2 separate regions of the Homo sapiens genome follow, and region 1 is linked to region 2. Evidence: read pairs that join two places in POLR2A ChIA-PET (ENCODE). Cell type or tissue: OCI-LY7. All regions are shown on one strand. Links, peaks and the distances in the headings refer to the core of each region. The heading gives the core; the rest is flanking DNA. Region 1 overlaps MAU2 (MAU2 sister chromatid cohesion factor). Region 2 overlaps BORCS8-MEF2B (BORCS8-MEF2B readthrough).

Evidence for each region. ChIA-PET counts read pairs that join two places held together with the same protein. Peaks named below come from ENCODE experiments on the same cell type or tissue, not always from the same donor. Only the 100,000 strongest peaks of a DNase experiment are listed, where the experiment ranks them.
Region 1: POLR2A ChIA-PET joins it to region 2 with 11 read pairs; 3 of 35 experiments call an interaction of 5 or more read pairs at or near these places.

Annotation. Positions count from the first base shown.
Region 1 is chr19:19,357,663-19,365,984 of GRCh38, reverse strand. It overlaps MAU2 (MAU2 sister chromatid cohesion factor), which reads right to left. Exons shown (of 19, transcript NM_015329.4): 19 at 7,231-8,322. LOC124904656 (a long non-coding RNA gene) reads left to right here. Exons shown (of 2, transcript XR_007067163.1): 2 at 7,024-7,274. Among named protein-coding and RNA genes, the nearest start is that of MAU2, 41 kb to the right of the region's middle. RefSeq lists enhancers at 800-909, 930-1,029. In OCI-LY7, for the core only: CTCF peaks have their summits at 4,537 and 4,738 (motif pointing right); DNase peaks (open chromatin) are centred at 894 and 4,724; H3K4me3 peaks cover 1,579 bases; H3K27ac peaks cover 1,827 bases.
Region 2 is chr19:19,170,615-19,178,936 of GRCh38, reverse strand. All of the region lies in intron 5 of BORCS8-MEF2B (BORCS8-MEF2B readthrough), which reads left to right. It overlaps BORCS8 (BLOC-1 related complex subunit 8), which reads left to right. Exons shown (of 6, transcript NM_001145784.2): 6 at 1,477-2,031. Among named protein-coding and RNA genes, the nearest start is that of MEF2B, 4.5 kb to the right of the region's middle. RefSeq lists enhancers at 4,056-4,557, 6,201-6,807, 6,749-6,968, 7,751-8,322. In OCI-LY7, for the core only: a CTCF peak has its summit at 3,717 (motif pointing right); DNase peaks (open chromatin) are centred at 3,716, 6,676 and 7,307; H3K4me3 peaks cover 1,324 bases; H3K27ac peaks cover 2,604 bases.

The sequences.
Region 1 (8,322 bases), core at 231-8,230, 190 kb before region 2:
CTCCTGTCACCACACCTGGCTAATTTTTGTATTTTTAGTAGAGATGGAGTTTTACCATGTTGGCTAGGCTGGTCTTGAACTCCTGACCTCAAGTAGTCTTCCCGCCTTGGCTTCCCAAAGTGCTGGGATTCAGGCATGAGCCACCGTGTCCCTCCTCTTTCAATATTCTTATGTTGAAATGTGATTGTATTTTTTTTTTTTTTTGAGACGGAGTCTCGCTGTTGTCACCCAGGCTGGAGTGCAACAGCACGATCTCAGCTCAGGTGTGAGCCACCGCGCCTGGCCTGTTTTTTCTTTTTTTTTTTTTTAACTGAGTCTCACTCTGTCACCCAGGCTGGAGTGCAGTGGCATGATCTCGGCTCACTGCAAGCTCTGCCGCCACGAGGGCCGGCTAATTTTTTGTATTTTTAGTAGAGACGGAGTTTCACCGTGTTAGCCAGGATGGTCTCCATCTCCTGACGTCATGATCTGCCCACCTTGGCCTCCCAAAGTGCTGGGATTACAGGCGTGAGCCATTGCGCTCGGTCCTCTGTTTTTTATTTATTTTTCAGACAGGGTCTTGATCTGTCGCTCAGGCTGGAATGCCGTGGTGGGATCATGGCTCACTCCAGCCTTGAACTCCTGGGCTCAAGTGATCCTCTGCCTCAGCTTCCCCAGTAGATGGGACTATGGGTGCGCACCACCATGCCCGGCTAATTTTTTTGTATTTTTTGTACAGACAGGGTGTCACCATGTTGCCCAGGCTGCTCTTGAACTCCTGAGCTCAAGTGATTCTCCTGTCTTGGCCTCCCAAAGTTTTGGGATTACAGTCGTGAGCCACTGCACCCAGCCTGTGATTGTATTTTGGAGGTGGGGCCTCTGGGAGATGATTATGTCATGAGGGTGGAGCTAGAGAGCGGGAAGCAAACCAGGAAGCAGGCCCTCGCCAGACTCCGAATCTGCTGGCACCTTGATTTTGAATTTCCCAGCCTCTAGATCAGTAAGAAATAAGTATTTGTTGTTTGTAAGCCCCTCAGTCTATGGTAATTTGTCAAAGCAGCCGGAATAGGAGGAGACAGGATGTGAGGTGGCCACTGCGAGGATTTCTGCCTGCGTATATTTCCTCAGGTGCTGGGTTCTAGAAGCTGTGTTCAAAAGAAAGTTGTCCATTTTCTTTTTTATTTTTATTATTATTTTTAGAGACCGGTTCTCACTCTGTTGCTCAGACTGGATTGCAGAGCTGCAATCGTGGCTCACTGCAGCCTCGACCTCCCAGGCTGAAGCAATCCTTCCACCTCAGACTCCTGAGTAGCTGGGACTATAGGCACACACCACTATGCCTAGCAATTTTTTTTTTTGTTTTTTGAGACGGAGTCTCGCTCTGTCACCCAGGCTGGAGTGCAGCGGCGCGATCTCAGCTCTGCCACCCAGATTCAAGTGATTATCCTGCCCAAGCCTCCTGAGTAGCTGGGATTACAGGCACCCACCACCAAGCCCTGCTAATTTTTGTATTTTTAGTAGAGACGGGGTTTCACCATGTTGGCCAGGCTGGTCTCGAACTCCTGACCTCAGGTGATCCACCTGCCTCGGCCTCCCAAAGTGCTGGGATTATAGGCATGAGCCACCATGCCCGGCCGCCTGGCAATTTTAAATTTAAAAAAAAAAGTGTTTTTTTTGTTTTTTCGAGAGGGAGTCTAGCTCTGTCAACCAGGCTGGACTGCAGTGGCGTGATCTTGGCTTACTGCAACCTCCACCTCCTGGATTCAAGTGATTCTCCTGCCTCAGCCTCCCACGTATCTGGGATTACAGGTGTGCACCACCGTGGCTGGCTAATTTTTGCATTATTTTATTTTTATTTTTATTTATTTTATTATTACTTTTTTTTAGATGGAATCTCACTCTGTGGTCCAGGCTGGAGGGCAGTGGCCTGATCTCAGCTCACCACAACCTCCAACCTCCCGGATTCAAGCGATTCTCATGCCTCAGTCTCCTGAGTAGCTAGGATTTACAGGTGCCCACCACCATGCCCGGCTAATTTTTTTGTATTTTTAGTAGAGATGGGATTTCACCATGTTGGCCAGGCTGGTCTCAAACTCCTGAGCTTAGGTGATCCATCTGCCTTGGCCCCCCAAAGTGCTGGGATTACAGGTGTGAGCCACCTCGCCCTGCCAGGTTTATTTATTTTTGAGAGGGAGTCTTGCCCTGTTGCCCAGGCTGGACTGCAGTGGCGTGATCTTGGCTCACTGCAACTTCTGCCTCCTGGGTTCAAGCGATTCTCCTGCCCCAGCCTCCCGAGTAGCTGAGATTACAGGCACCCGCTACCACGGCTGGCTAATTTTTATATTTTAGTAGAGACAGGGTTTCACTATGTTGGTCAGGCTGGTCTCAAACTCCTGACCTCGGCCGGGCGCAGTGGCTCATGCCTGTAATCCCAGCACTTTGGGAGGCCGAGGCGGGCGGATCACGAGGTCAGGAGATGGAGACCACGGTGAAACCCCATCTCTACTAAAAATACAAACAATTAGCTGGGCGCGGTGGCGGGCGCCTGTAGTCCCAGCTACTAAGGAGGCTGAGGCAGGAGAATGGCGTGAACCCAGGAGGCAGAGCTTGCAGTGAGCTGAGATCGCGCCACTGCACTCCAGCCTGGGCGACAGAGCGAGACTCCATCTCAAAAACAAAACAAAACAAAACAAAAACAAAACAAAACAAAACAAAAAAAACTGCTGACCTCAAATGATCTCCCTGCCTTGGCCTCCCAAAGTGCTGGGATTACAGGCGTGAGGCACCATGCCTGGCTGATTTTAATTTTTTTTTTTTTTTGAGATGGAGTCTCACTCCATCACCCAGGCTGGAGTACAATGGTGCCATCTTGGCTCACTGCCACCTCTGCCTCCTGGGGTCACTGTCTTCTGCCTCAGCCTCCAAGTAGCTGGGATTAGAGGCGTGCAGCACCACACCCAGCTGATTTTTGTATTTTTAGTAGAGACTGTGTTTCGCTATGTTGGCCACATTGGTCTTGAACTCGCGACCTCAGGTGATCCACCTGCCTCGGCCTCCCAACATGGTGGGATTACAGACATGAGCCACCACGTCCAGCTGATTTTAAATTTTTTATAGAGACAAAGTCTTGCTACGTTGCCCAGGTTGGTCTCAAACTCCTGGCCTCAAGTGATACGCCTGCCTCGGCCTCCCAAAGTACTGGGATTACAGGCAGATGTTTTATTTTTTATAGAGACGGGGTCTTGCTACGTTGCCCAGGCTAGTCTCAAACTTTTGGACCTGAACCATCATCCCATCTCAGCCTCCTAAGGAGCTGGGACTACAGGTATGCTCCACCACATCTGGCTTCTATCATTTGTTTTTTGTTTCACTATGTTTTGTTTAGAGAGCGGGTCTCACTCTGTCACCCAGGCTGGAGTGCAGTGGGGCGATCATAGCTTGCTGCAGCCTCAACCTCCTGGGCTCAAGCGATCCTCCTGCCTCAACCTCCCTCCCGCCTCATCCTCTAAGTGGATGAGGGATGACATGGATGAGGACATGGCTTGTGGGAAAAGGAAGGTCACTCACTTCCTGAGTCAGGGTCCCATGGATGCTGCACAGGGCATAGCCTACTCGGAAATGACTCAACAGGAGGAGCTGTGTGACCCTAGTCTGCCGGGCGCCCAGGCCAAGGTGACTGCCTGGGTGTAGGCTTTGTGTGAAACATTGGTCAACCCAGGATAGACCTGCTGTCCACATGCAGGTTCACACCTCCCAGCTGGGGGCTGCACACCTGCTGGAAAGGTGGCTGGTCCCATGGCAGGCTCGTCATGCTGTGCTCTGGTCCAGCTCAGGTTCAAGATGTGAATCCCATGCAGGGGCTGGAGAGGTATGAGATGGGCCAGATGGGCCCCTGCCTGTCTGTCTGGAGAAGATGATGTCCAAGCTGATGATGAAGGATAAGCAGAGTCTACCTTGAGTGAAAAGGCTGCCTGGTGCTGAACTGGTGGGGATGGGGCAGAAGGAGCCCAGGCATCGATGGTTGGGGTGCTGTGATCACCATGTTGAGACTCAAACACTCGCACAGGGCCGGTGTGGTGTCTCACGACTGTAATCCCAGCACTTTGGGAGTCCAAGGTGGGAGGATTGCTTGAGCTCAGGAGTTGGAGACCAGCCTGGCCAACATGGTGAAACCCTGTGTCTACTAAAAAATACAAAAAAATTAGCTGGGAATGGAGGCAGGTGCCTGTAATCCCAGCTACTCGGGAGGCTGAGGCAGGAGAATCTCTTGAATCTGGGAGGCAGAGGTTGCAGTGAGCCGAGATCACACCACTGCACTCCAGCCCGGGCAACAGTGCAAGACTCCATCTCAAAAAAAAAAAAAAAATTAACCGGGTGTGGTGGCACGTATCTATAGTCCCAGCTACACAGGAGGATGAGGCAGGAGGGTCGCTTGGGCCAGGGCGTTTGAGGCTGCAGTGAGGCTCAAGTGATTGCACCACTGCACTCCTGCCCGGGCAACAGAGTGAGACTCTGTCTCTAAACGACACATAGCAAAACAAAATACAAAAACGTTGCACATCCAGCAGAGCCCCTTGGGGCTCGAGGCTAAGATGGCTTGTGTATCTCTCATGGGGAACTAACCTGAGAGTGACATGAGGGCCTTCACACCATATGTGTGTGCTGAGCGGCCCTGTCTGTCCACAATAAAGACACAGGGAAAGCCCAGGAGAATTGAAAACACGTGGTCCAGCCAAAACTCACAGAGCAGCACTATTCACAGTCGCCACAAGGGGGAAGCAACCCGAATGTCCATAAAAGGATGGATAAGGCCGGGCACCGTGGTTCACGGTGGTAATCCCAGCACTTTGGGAGGCCAAGGCGGGCAGATCACTTGAGTCCAGGAGTTCAAGACCAGCCTGGGCAACAAGGTGAAACCCCATGTCTAGAAAATATAGAAAAATTAGCCTGGCATGGTGGTGCCTGTCATTCCAGCTATTTGGGGGGCTGAGGTGGGAGGATCCCTTGAGCCTGGGAGGTGGAGGTTGCAGTGAGCTGAGATCATACCACTGCACTGGGCTATAGAGCAAGATCCTGTCTCAAGAAAAAAAAAAAAAAGCCGGGTGCAGTGGCTTATGCTTGTAATCCCAGCGCTTTGAGAGGCCGAGGCAGGTGGATCACAAGGTCAGGGGTCTGAGACCAGCCTGGCTAATATGGTGAAACCTCATCTCTACTAAAAATCCAAAAATTATCTGGGCTTGGTGGTATGCGCCTGTAGTCCCAGCTACTCAGGAGACTGAGGCAGGAGAATTGCTTGACCCTAGGAAGCAAAGGTTGCAGTGAGCCGAGATCAACCCACTGCACTCCAGCCTGGGTGACAGAGCAAGACCCTGTCTCAAAAAAAAAAAAAAAAGATCAACAGTTTGGTCCATCCATATAATGGGATATTATTCACTCATAAAAGGAACAAAGCAATGATCCATGCTACAGTGCAGATGAACCTTGAAAACATAGTGCTGAGAGATCCCAGGCTACAAGAGGTCACAGGGTATGAGATTCCATTGATATAAAATATCCAGAACAGGCAAATTCACAGACAGGAAGCAGATTACTAGTTGCCAGGGGCTTGGGGAGGGAGGAGGAATGAGGAGTGACTGCTGATGGCAATGAATCTCCTTTTGGGGGAATGAAAATGTCCCAGAACTAGATAGAGATGATAACTGTGCAACACTGTGAACGTACTGAATACCACTGAGCAGTCCACTTTACAGATAATACTATTTTATATACATATAAAATAGAGCAAGACTCTGTCTCTGCTAATATCCTCCTGGGTTCAAGTAATCCTCCCGCCTCAGCCTCCTAAGTAACTGGGACTACAGGAACACACCACCATGCCTGGCTATTTTTTTTTTTCGAGGTAGAGTCTCCCTCTCTCGCCCAGGCAGTGGTGTGATCTTGGTTCATTGCAAACTCTGCCTCCGGGTTCAAGCGATTCTCCTGCTTCAGCCTCCCGAGTAGCTGGGATTACAGTTGTGCGCCACCATACCGGCTAATTTTTATATTTTGTATTTGTATTTATTTATTTTTTGAGAGAGAGAGTCTTACTCTGTCACCCAGGCTGGAGCACAGTATCAGGATCTTGGGTCACTGAAACCCTCCACTCCCTGGTGCAAGTGAATCTCCTGCCTCAGCCTCCTGAGTAGCTGGGACTACAAGTGCACGCCACCACACCCGGCTAATTTTTGTATTTTTAGTAGAGACAGGGTTTCACTATGGTGGCCAGGCTGGTCTCAACTCTTGGCCTTAAGTGATCCGCCCACCTCGGCTTCCCAAAGTGCTGGGATTACTGGCTTGAGCCACGGCACCTGGTTGCCTGGCTAATTTTTATACATTTTTTGTAGAGACTAGGTCTCACTATGTAGCCCAGGCTGTTCTTGAACTCCTGGGCTCAAGGGATCCTCCTGCCTCGGCCTCCCAAAGTACTGGGATTACAGGCGTAAGCCAGCACAACCTGCAAAAAAAGTTAAATTTGTTATGGTAATTTCACCTCCAAACAAAAAAATCTGGGCAAATAACTCCCCTCACTCCCAGGTGTATGGAGGCTGGTCCCCTCTAAGAATGCAGGGACCGGCTGGGCGCGGTGGCTCAGGCCTGTAATCCCAGCACTTTGGGATGCCAAGGCAGGTGGATCACGAGGTCAGGAGTTCAAGACCAGCCTGGCCAACACAGTGAAATGCTGTTCCTACTAAAAATACAAAAAATTAGCTGGGCTTGGTGGCGGGCACCTGTAATCCCAGCTACTTGGGAGGCTGAGGCAGGAGTATCGCTTGAACCTGGGAGGTGGAGGTTGCAGTGAGCAGAGATCGCGCCTCTGCACTCCAGCCTGGGCGACAGTGCAAGACTCCATCTCAAACAACAACAACAACAAAAAAAAACACAGGGACCAGGACACCTGGGTGCATGAGGGAGTCTGCCCCTGAGAGGGCTGGGAAGGGAGGATTCCAGGAGCAGGCTGCTGAAGGCCTCATATGCTGATGGAGCATGGGGTTCCTTCCTCTCTAGGCGAGGCCAGACCAGAGGAAAATGATCAGTGGAGGAGATGGGGACTCAGGCTTCCATTCACGTCATCTGGCTCAGGATTTGGGGACTGCATCCTCATGCTGAAGACCCCGCCACAGAGGGGGCCCCTGTGGGCATGGCAGCAAGGGTGGCAGCCGTCTTTGGGATGGCTCACAAAGCGGACAGAGGAAACAACAAAGACACAGCACGTGGCTCCTGTAAGTCATTTTACTTTGAATATATAGGAAACAAAATCCACAAACAGGAAGCTATGTTCTATGGTTATGTCTTTTAAACAATGTTCTGTATTTACAAATTGTTTTTTTCCCTAAGTAAAAGCACCAGCTGAAAAGTTATAGGCTGCTAAAACCGTTACAAATATTACAAACCCATTAAAAGACATTATGCCAAACGTACTTATTAAAAACCTTAACAAAACGAAGAGACAACTGACAACGCAACCAACCAATTGAGCCACCATGCTGGGCTGGGTGGCAGTTCCAATTTCCTTGCCTGTGTTTCTGATAAACGGGGCTGGGAGTGCTTATCCCAGGGAGAGGATCCTCGCCCACCGGCAGGTGACTACAGGGACAGAGCTGGGGAGAGGCAGCTGTGTCTCAAGGAAACATGGCAGCCTCACTTCCTGCTGTAGGTGGCCTCCTGGTCAGACCCCCTCAACCCACAGGACAAGGGCAGAGGCATACAGGAGGGTCTGGCCAGCTTTCGGCTGTTCATCTGTCAACAGAATGCCTTTCTGCGACCTTGTCCTCATCCACTGAAGGGTTTGGAGTTTTTGTTTTTTCCTAGACACTTAGCTACAGGACACTGTGTGATGTGTCCTCAGGGACTTGCTGTCTGCCTTCCATTGTTTTTTTTTTTTTTTTTGAGACAAAGTCTCACCGTCACCCAGGCTGGAGTGCAGTGTCGCGATCATGCTCACTGCAGCCTCAATCTCCTGGGCTCAAGTGATCCTCCTGCCTCAGCCTCCCAGTTAGCTGGGACTACAGGCATGCGCCACCGTGTCTGGCCTCTATTCTTGCAATTGAATGAGATGCTATGAGGCGCTGAGCGACCCACAGGAAAGTACTTATCAAAAGCTTTGTGTCATGAGAAGATGCGGCTGTGGAAGGAGGTTCAAAGCTTGCACACACGCACACACACACATGCACATGATTTGGCTTCCATAAAGCTCGAGTAGAATATTAAATATTGAGTACTGAGTTTTTAATTGTAAACTTAAGATCTCATCCTTAACTTTACATATACATAGATAACAGGGTGGTCATGAAAAGCACTTTAACA
Region 2 (8,322 bases), core at 69-8,068:
CCAGGCTAGAGTGCGGTGGTGCGATCTCGGTTCAGTGTAACCTCTGCCTGTCAGGTTCAAGCGATTATCCCGCTTCAGCCTCCCGAGTAGGTGGGACTACAGGTGCCTGCCACCTCGCCCGGCTAATTTTTGTATTTTTAGTAGAGATGGAATTTCAGCATGTTGGTCAGTCAGGTCTCGAACTCCCGACCTCAGGTGATCTGCCCGCCTCGGCCTCCCAAAGTCCTGGGATTATAGGCATGAGCCACTGCGCCCGGCCTCAGAGGCTTTCATTCCCACTTTTCCCCCAAAACTGCGCCTCTTTGGGGTCATCAGTGACCTTCGCAGGGTCAAGTCATCCCCCTCTCCTGTCCCAGGACCTTAAGCACTGCCCTGTTTTACAGAAGAGGAAACTGAGGCCCCGAGAGGTAAGGCAGCCAGCTCAGGGTCATCGCCCACGCCCAGAAATGCCAGGATTCCCACCCGGACCTCTGACCACCAAGCTCCACCTTAGTCTGGCCCGGGGTCATCCCTCAGGTGCTGCCTCATGCCTTGGGTCTGTCTCTCAGACCACCCTGGCCCTTGCCCCTGCTCCCCAGCCTGACTGAAGCTGGGCCAGGCAGAGACTGAAGACTGAACGAGTGTGGCCAGCATTCCTCCTGCACCTGCCCGGAGCCTCCAGGCCCAGCCGTCCATGTTCCCAGAAGTCCAGAAGTGGCTTTGCTGCTCCTGGACTCTCACTGGCCCCCCATCGACCCTTGGACCAATAACTGCCATCAAAATAATCCTGATTATGCACCTATCAAGTCCCTGGCCCTGGGCTAAAGTCTTCACAGGGGTCATCTCATTTCATCCTCAGCCCCAAAAGGCAGGTCTCACCCCCAAATACATATGGACAAAAAGAGGCTCTGCCGGGTGTGATGGCGGGCACCTGTAATCCCAGCTACTCAGGAGGTTGAGGCATGAGAATCGCTTGAACCCAGGAGGCAGAGGTTCCAGTGAGCCAAGATGGCGCCACTGCACTCCAGCCTGCGCGACAGAGCGAGACTTCGCACCCGCCGCCCCCCAACCAAAAAAAAAAAGGGCACAGTCAGAGAAGAGCAGAGCCCGGCTTGGTTTGGTCCCAGCCCTGCCTGCCTCTGATGTGCTGTGTGACATAGGCCTGGTGCTGGCCCTCTCTGGGTCTCCCTTTCTTTCTTCCTTTCTTTTCTTTTCTTTTCTTTTCTTTTCTTTTCTTTTCTTTTCTTTTCTTTTCTTTTCTCTTCCTTCCTTCCTTCCTTCCTTCCTTCCTTCCTTCCTTCCTTCCTTCCTTCCTTCTTTCTTTCTTTCTTTTGACAGGATCTGGCTGTCATCCAGGCTGGAGTGCAGTGGCACGATCTCGGCTCACTGCAACCTCTGCCTCCTGGGCTCAAGTGATCCTCCTGTCTCAGCCTCCCAAGTAGCTGGGACTACAGGCGCACACCACTACCCCCAGCTAATTTTTTGTATTTTTTGTAGAGACGGGGTTTCACCATGTTGGCTAGGCTGGTCTCAAACTCCTGAGCTCGTGATCCTCCCGCCTCAGCCTCCCAAAGTGCTGGGATTATAGGTGTGAGCCACCGCACCCAGCCTTGGTTCTCCCTTTCTTCATCTGGATAAGGAAGGCTGGACTGCACCTTCTCTACAGGCTGAGTTGGACATTCGCAGATCTACCCTCCCAACCTGCATTCTGCCTCAAGCAGCAACGCCCACCCCAGGCTCAGGCCACATGGAGAAGCCACCCCTAGTTCCAGTGGTGGATGTGGCACCTCGGCCTGGCCAATCAGAGCTCCCTTGTCCTAGGTTCCTAGTGATTGGTTTGAGATGGACACGTGACCCAATGAGCGACCTTTCCTGGGAGTTCTACCAGGAGCATCAGGAAGGTTGAGCTGGGTGTATGGGAACCAGGCCGGGGCGAGGGGTTCCGGGGGGACCTGAGAACATTGTGTGGAGCCCTGGATCCAACTGTACCTGACACTAGCCAATTTCATTTCTTCAGTTTCATGGACCCCTAAATTATGATTTTTGCCAAAATGGCTTTGAGTCCGTTTCTGCTGCTGTTTGCAGAAGGGCCTGCACTGACCACTGTGAATGCCAAGCCTGGGTGACCAGGCCTCCACAAGTTATGCATCTCCAAGGCCAGCTGTGTGCCAATGCAGTTACCCCAGAATCCCTTGTTCCAGTACAATGTATTAGGGAGGTCAGATAAGAGTTGTTTGGGGTCGAGGCAGGTTCCAGTCACTGCTCTGGGAGGGTCCCTCAGCTTGGCACTGTGGGGTGGTTGATGGAGACGGATGGGAAGAGCAGGGGTGTCCCGAGGGGAGACAGAGGGCATCCTGTTAGGACATCGGGCCTGTCAAGGCATCTGAAGGCCTGGAAAGGGGGTTCAGCCCTACCTCTCCTCCTTCTAGGTCACACTGGGGGGCCTCTGTGCCATTATCCCACCTCTCCACTGTCCTACTCAGCTTAGGAGTGGGGAGGAGCCTAAAGCCACCCCATTTAGGGCACTGATTGGTGTGTGGCCTCCAGAGTCCTTCTCCCTTCTTACCTGCTCTGAAGGCACCTCTCAATGTCCATCTGTCCTTCGTGCGACCATTTCTCCAGCAAACACTGGTATTTGTGAGCCAGCCCTCTTGCTCAGACCTTCAGGACAAACTGGCAGCAGAATGGGATTATTGCCTGCCTCCCAGGACCTGCCTAGGATGTCTGGGGCGCTAGGAGCTAGGGGTGAGGGAGGCAGGTGTGGGGGGCCCCACCAGACCCTTCTAGGGCTCTGAGTCACTCATAGCCCCTGGATGCAACCTCAACCAGCGACTAACAGTCATCTCTCTCTCTTTTTTTTTTGAGCTGGAGCCTCACTCTCGCCCAGGCTGGAGTGCAGTGGCGCGATCTCGGCTCACAATAACCTCTGCCGCCTGGGTTCAAGCCATTCTCCTACCTCAGCCTCCAGAATAGCTGGGATTATAGGCACCTGCCACTGCGCCCAACTAATTTTTGTAGTTTTAGTAGAGACGGGGTTTCACCATCTTGGCCAGACTGGTCTTGAACTCCTGACCTCGTTCTCCCAAAGTGCTGAGATTACAGGTGTGAGCCACCGTGCCCAGCCCAGTCATCTCTTAAAAGGAGTCTAGGCCGGGTGCGGTGGCACACGCTTGTAATCCCAGCACTTTGGGAAGTCAAGACTAGAGGAACCCCTGAGTCCAGGAGTTGGAGACCAGCCTGGCAACATGGAGAGACCCTGTCTCTATAAAAAAACAAAATAGCTGAGCATGGTGGCTCACGCCTGTAATCCCAGCACTTTGGGAGGCTGAGGTGGGCAGATCACCTGAGGTTAGGGGTTCAAGACCAGCCTGACCAATATGGTGAAACCCTGTCTCTACCAAAAATATAAAAAATTAGCCGGGTGTGGTGGTGCGCGCCTCTAATCCCAGCTACTTGGGAAGCTGAGGCAGGAGAATTGCTTGAACCCGGGAGGCAGAGGTTGCAGTGAGCCAAGATGGAGCCACTACACTCTAGCCTGGGTGACAGAGCGAGACTCTGTCTCAAAAAATAATAAATAAATAAATAGATAAAAGGGATCTGATCAAGACTCTGGGTTGTCAGACACCTCGTCACCCCGAGTCCAAGGGCTTGTGGGGGCGCTGGTTAATTTGCATCTCATTTGAATGCTCGATAGCCCTTTTTGCCTGGAGGGCGCCCCGCCCACTCTAGCCGCCAGGGGGCGCAAGAGGCAAAGCGTTGGCGGGAAGTTCAGCCTCCTAGCGGTCATTGTCTGCAGTCCTGGCTGGCCCTGGTGGGCACACTGTGACCCTCCACCCTTTTTCACCCTATATGCCCTCGCTCCCATTTTTCAGAGAGCAAACTGAGGTTCTGAGAGGCCAGAGGGCTCTCAGAACAAGAGCTCGCAGCCTCCCTTGTCAGGGTGGAGAGCAAGGGCACTCCTAGAGCTCACTCAATAGCATTTACTGGCCAGGCGCGGGGGCTCACACCTGTAATCCCAGCGCTTTCGGAGGCCGAGGTGGGCGGATCACTTGACGTCAGGAGTTGGAGACCAGCCTGGCCAACATGATGAAACCTCGTCTCTACTGAAAATACAAAAATTAGCTGGGTGTGGTGCATGCCTGTAATCCCCAGCTACTCTGGAGGCTGAGGCAGGAGAATCGCTTGAGCCCGGGAGGTGGAGGTTGCAGTGAGCCGAGATCACGCCACTGCACTCCAGCGTGGGCGACAGAGGTAGACTCCATTTCAAAAAACACCCAGCTGGGCATGGTGGGTCACGCCTGTAATCCCAGCACTTTGGGAGCCCGAGGCGGGTGGATTACGAGGTCAGGAGATTGAGACCGTCGTGGCCAACATGGTGAAACCCCATCTCTACTAAAAATACAAAAATTAGCTGGCTGTGGTGAGCACCTGTAATCCTAGCTACTCGGGAGGCTGAGGCAGCAGAATGACTTGAACCCGGGAGGTGGAGATTGCAGTGAGCCGAGATTGCGCCACTGCACTCCAGCCTGGCGACAGAGCCAGACTCCGTCTCAAAAAAAAAAAAAAAAAAAATTTAACTCCCGGCAGAACTCCAGAGATAGGCAGCTAGAAGAGAGACAGTGAGCTCTCCGTGCCATGGGGCATCCAAACAGAAGCATAGTGCTCACGAGGCTGGAGATCACCCAGAAAGGATCCCAACCCTGATCTGCAGATGGGGTAAAAGGAGACCCATACAGGGCAGCGACCTGCCCCCTGCTCCGTCCACAGTGGTCAGGACAAGAATCAGACTTCCGCTGGGTTTTTGTCCTTAGCCATTGGTGTGAGTCCTGGTTTTTATTTCAGACCTACTCCTCTGGGTTCCCGGAGAGTCCTGCACACTCAGGCCCCTGGAAAGCCTTTTTTTTTTTTTTTCTTTTCCCTACAGTATCCCTGAACAAGGCTTCTGGGTGCCCCAGGCTTATCCCCCACTCCCTTTCACTGCTTAGACCTTCTTTGAGATTCTCCAGTTCTTCAAGAAACCCATGGAGGCTGTGCGCAATGGCTCATATCCATAATCCTAGCTCTTTTGGAGGCCAAGGCAGGAGGATCGCTTAAGCCCAGGAGTTCGAGACCAGCCTGGGCAACAAGCGAGACACCCAGTGCACCTCAAAAAAAAATTTAAAAATTAGCCAGGTGTGGTAGTGCATTCCTATAGTCCCAGCTACTTGGTAGATGGAAGCGAGAGGATCACTTGAGCCCAGGAGTTCAAGGCTGCAGTGAGCCATGATTGTACCACTGCACTCCAGCCTGGGCAACAGAGCAACTCTGTCTCTAAAAAATGAAAAGAAAGAAACCCGTGGAGACACCCCTTTGGTGCCACCATGCACTGGGCCCGGGCCCAAGGAACCCCCAGGCTGGGGGACACAGAACCAGCCACATACTCTACCCCGCCCCCTGGATCAGTGCTAAGCTGGAAGGAAGGGTGGGGAGGTGGAAGGATCCTAAGTGGTAAGAGGATAGGAAGGCTTTTGGAGGAGGGAACATTGGAGGTGGGCCTTAAGGGCTCCTATTATCCCCACTTCTTCTTTTTTTTTTTTTTTTTTTCTTTTTTGAGACAGAGTCTTGCTCTTGTCACCCAGGCTGGAGTACAGTGGCGTGATCTTGGCTCACTGCAACCTCCACCTCCCGGGTTCAAGCAATTCTCCTGCCTCAGCCTCCTGAGTAGCTGGGATTACAGGTGTGTGCCACCATGCCTGGCTTTTTTTTTTTTCTTTTTTTTTTCGAGACAGAGTCTCGCTCTGTCGCCCAGGTTGGAGTGCAGTGGCACGATCTTGGCTCACTGCAAGCTCCGCCTCCCAGGTTCACGCCATTCTCCTGCCTCAGCCTCCCGAGTAGCTGGGACTACAGGCGCCTGCCACCACGCCTGGCTAATTTTTTGTATTTTCAGTAGAGACGGGGTTTCACCGTGTTAGTGAGGATGGTCTCGATCTCCTGACCTCGGGATCCACCCACCTCGGCCTCCCAAAGTGCTGGGATTACAGGCGTGAGCCACCGCGCCCAGCCTATCCACACTTCTCATATGAGCAAAGAGGCCCCAAGGGGTGCAGTGACCATCCTGAGGTCACACAGTGAGTGGGCGGCACAGCTGGGATGGGGACTCAGGGTTCTTTAACCTCAGGGCCCTCCCTACCTACTGGGTCACACATCCTTATCATGGAAGGTCCTTCAAAGCCTTCTCCTGGGAGAGGGGAGAGAATCTGGAGGAGGGAGACAGCGGGGGCAGCTTCTCCACCTCCCCCAGCCTCCCACCCTAGCCTTCTCCTCCATCCCCCACCCACCACCTCCCCCATCTCCCAGACCTGCTTCCCAGGTCACTCTTCTCCCTCACCACCCACTCTGGACCCTTCTATCCCTTCCTCCTCACAACCTTCCCTTCTACCTTCCAACCTCTTACTCTAGCAACTAAGGGTGTCCCTTCATCTGAGAAGAATGAGGTTAAGACTCTTGGTGGCCCTGCTAGGGGACACAATTAGTGGTTGGGGAAGGTATAGGATAGGAACAGAGGCAAAAGGACACGGGACAGACCATGAATAACAAGATGGTGCCCACCAGAAGGAGGGGGCTGGGGAGTTGGGGTGCATAAGGGCCAGCCCCAGCCAGCTTCGCTCTGCTGGGCTAGCCCTTCCCCCAGAGCTGGCCCAGCTGCCGGCCTCACGTAACCAGAGCCTGCCTGTTGCATCAGAGGTGGGCGGGTGGCCTCCGGTAAACAGAGCAGCCCTCCGGGGGCCCAGGGCTCCCCAGCCACCTCCACACTCCCCAAGCCTTGTTCTGCACCATGGAGTGGAGGCAGAAGCCCCCAGCCTGGCCCAGGCCCTGGCATGTCCTTGGGGCACCCCAGTGTATGGCACTGGGCACTGGATGGGGACAGGAGGGACCCACTGATGACACAGTATGAACTCTATAGTTTTCATGTCCAAAGAGAAAGTTGTGCTCAGACTAGAGGCCCACACTGCCCATGTCACAGACGGGTAAACTGAGGTGTGGGGAGAGACACAAGCCTCCCAGGCCCCCTGTTCCCTGTCTCAGTGTCCCCCACACTCCAGCATCTGCCACATGCCTCCCCCTGAGTTTGGGGGACCAGCCCCTCTCTTCTCTGGAGGAGATGGACACCAGGCAGCTTTGCAGCCCCATTGCTCTCCACCTGTATCTGCCCCTCCTCTTCACCCCCTGCCCGCTATACTGGCTTCACCTTCCTCATCTTCCCCGGCCAGAGAATGTTCTATGCTCTTCCTCTGCACTTTTGCAAGTGCTTTTCCCTCTTGAAAAAGCCCTTCTCGGGTCTTGTGTAGTGGCTCACACCTGTAATCTCAGCACCTTGGGAGGCCGAGGAGGAAGGATCTCTTAAGCCCAGGAGTTTGGGACCAGCCTGGGCAACATAGTGAGACATCCTCTCTTAAAAAAAACAAAATTAGCTGGACCTGGTGGTGGCCTGCCTGTAGTCCCAGCTGCTGGGGAGGCTAAGTTGGGAGGATTGCTTGAGCCTAGGAGGTCGAGGCTGCAGTGAGCTATGATCATGCCACTGCACTCCAGCCTGGGCAACACAGTGAGATCCTGCCTTGAAGAAAAAAACAAGAAAAACCTTTCTCCTAGTGGCAAACTCCTACACATACTTGAAAGCCCAGCACAAATGCCCTCTCTTCTGAGAAACCCTCCCTGACTCCTCTGGCACAGCCCTTGCCCCAATTCTGGCCTGTCCCAGCCTCCCATCCCTCCTCTGGCCCAAGCCTGACCCCACAGGGTTAGGGGAGTGCATGGATCCCCTGCCTGCCCCAGACGGGCCGGGGGCTTCTCCAGAAGTGCCCATCCCAGAGCCATCTTTATCCTGTAATTCTTTTCACATTGATACATTCACCAACCCCTGCTCTGATCTTCCTGTGGGTCTGGCCTGTGCTGGGATCCCAGGGGAAGGGGTGGATTTAGAGTTCTGGGCTGGGGTCCAATCCTGGAAGGCCCCTCACAGCTGACCTTTGAAGTTTAGAAAACAGCCTTTAGCGGGGAGAGGTAAGGAGAGGGAAGTGGTTGGTGGAAGCAGTGTGGTTGTCTTGGACTGTGGAGGGGCAGGCGGTGCGGGCTTGAGGGACCAGTAGCTGCGGAGGGTCTGTCACTCCCTGTGGGAGCACATATCTGGCCCCAGGAGGCACAGTTGAGTGAGGCCACACAGGCCACCCGAGAGCCCCGTCTTGCAGTCTTTCCATTCTAGCGAGCGCGAGGGTCAGCGTTGCCTGCGAGAAGGGCTTGGTTCCTCGGGGCGACGGGGTCCGGGATCGGAGTCTATTTCACTCAGGATGGAATCAATCCAGGCAA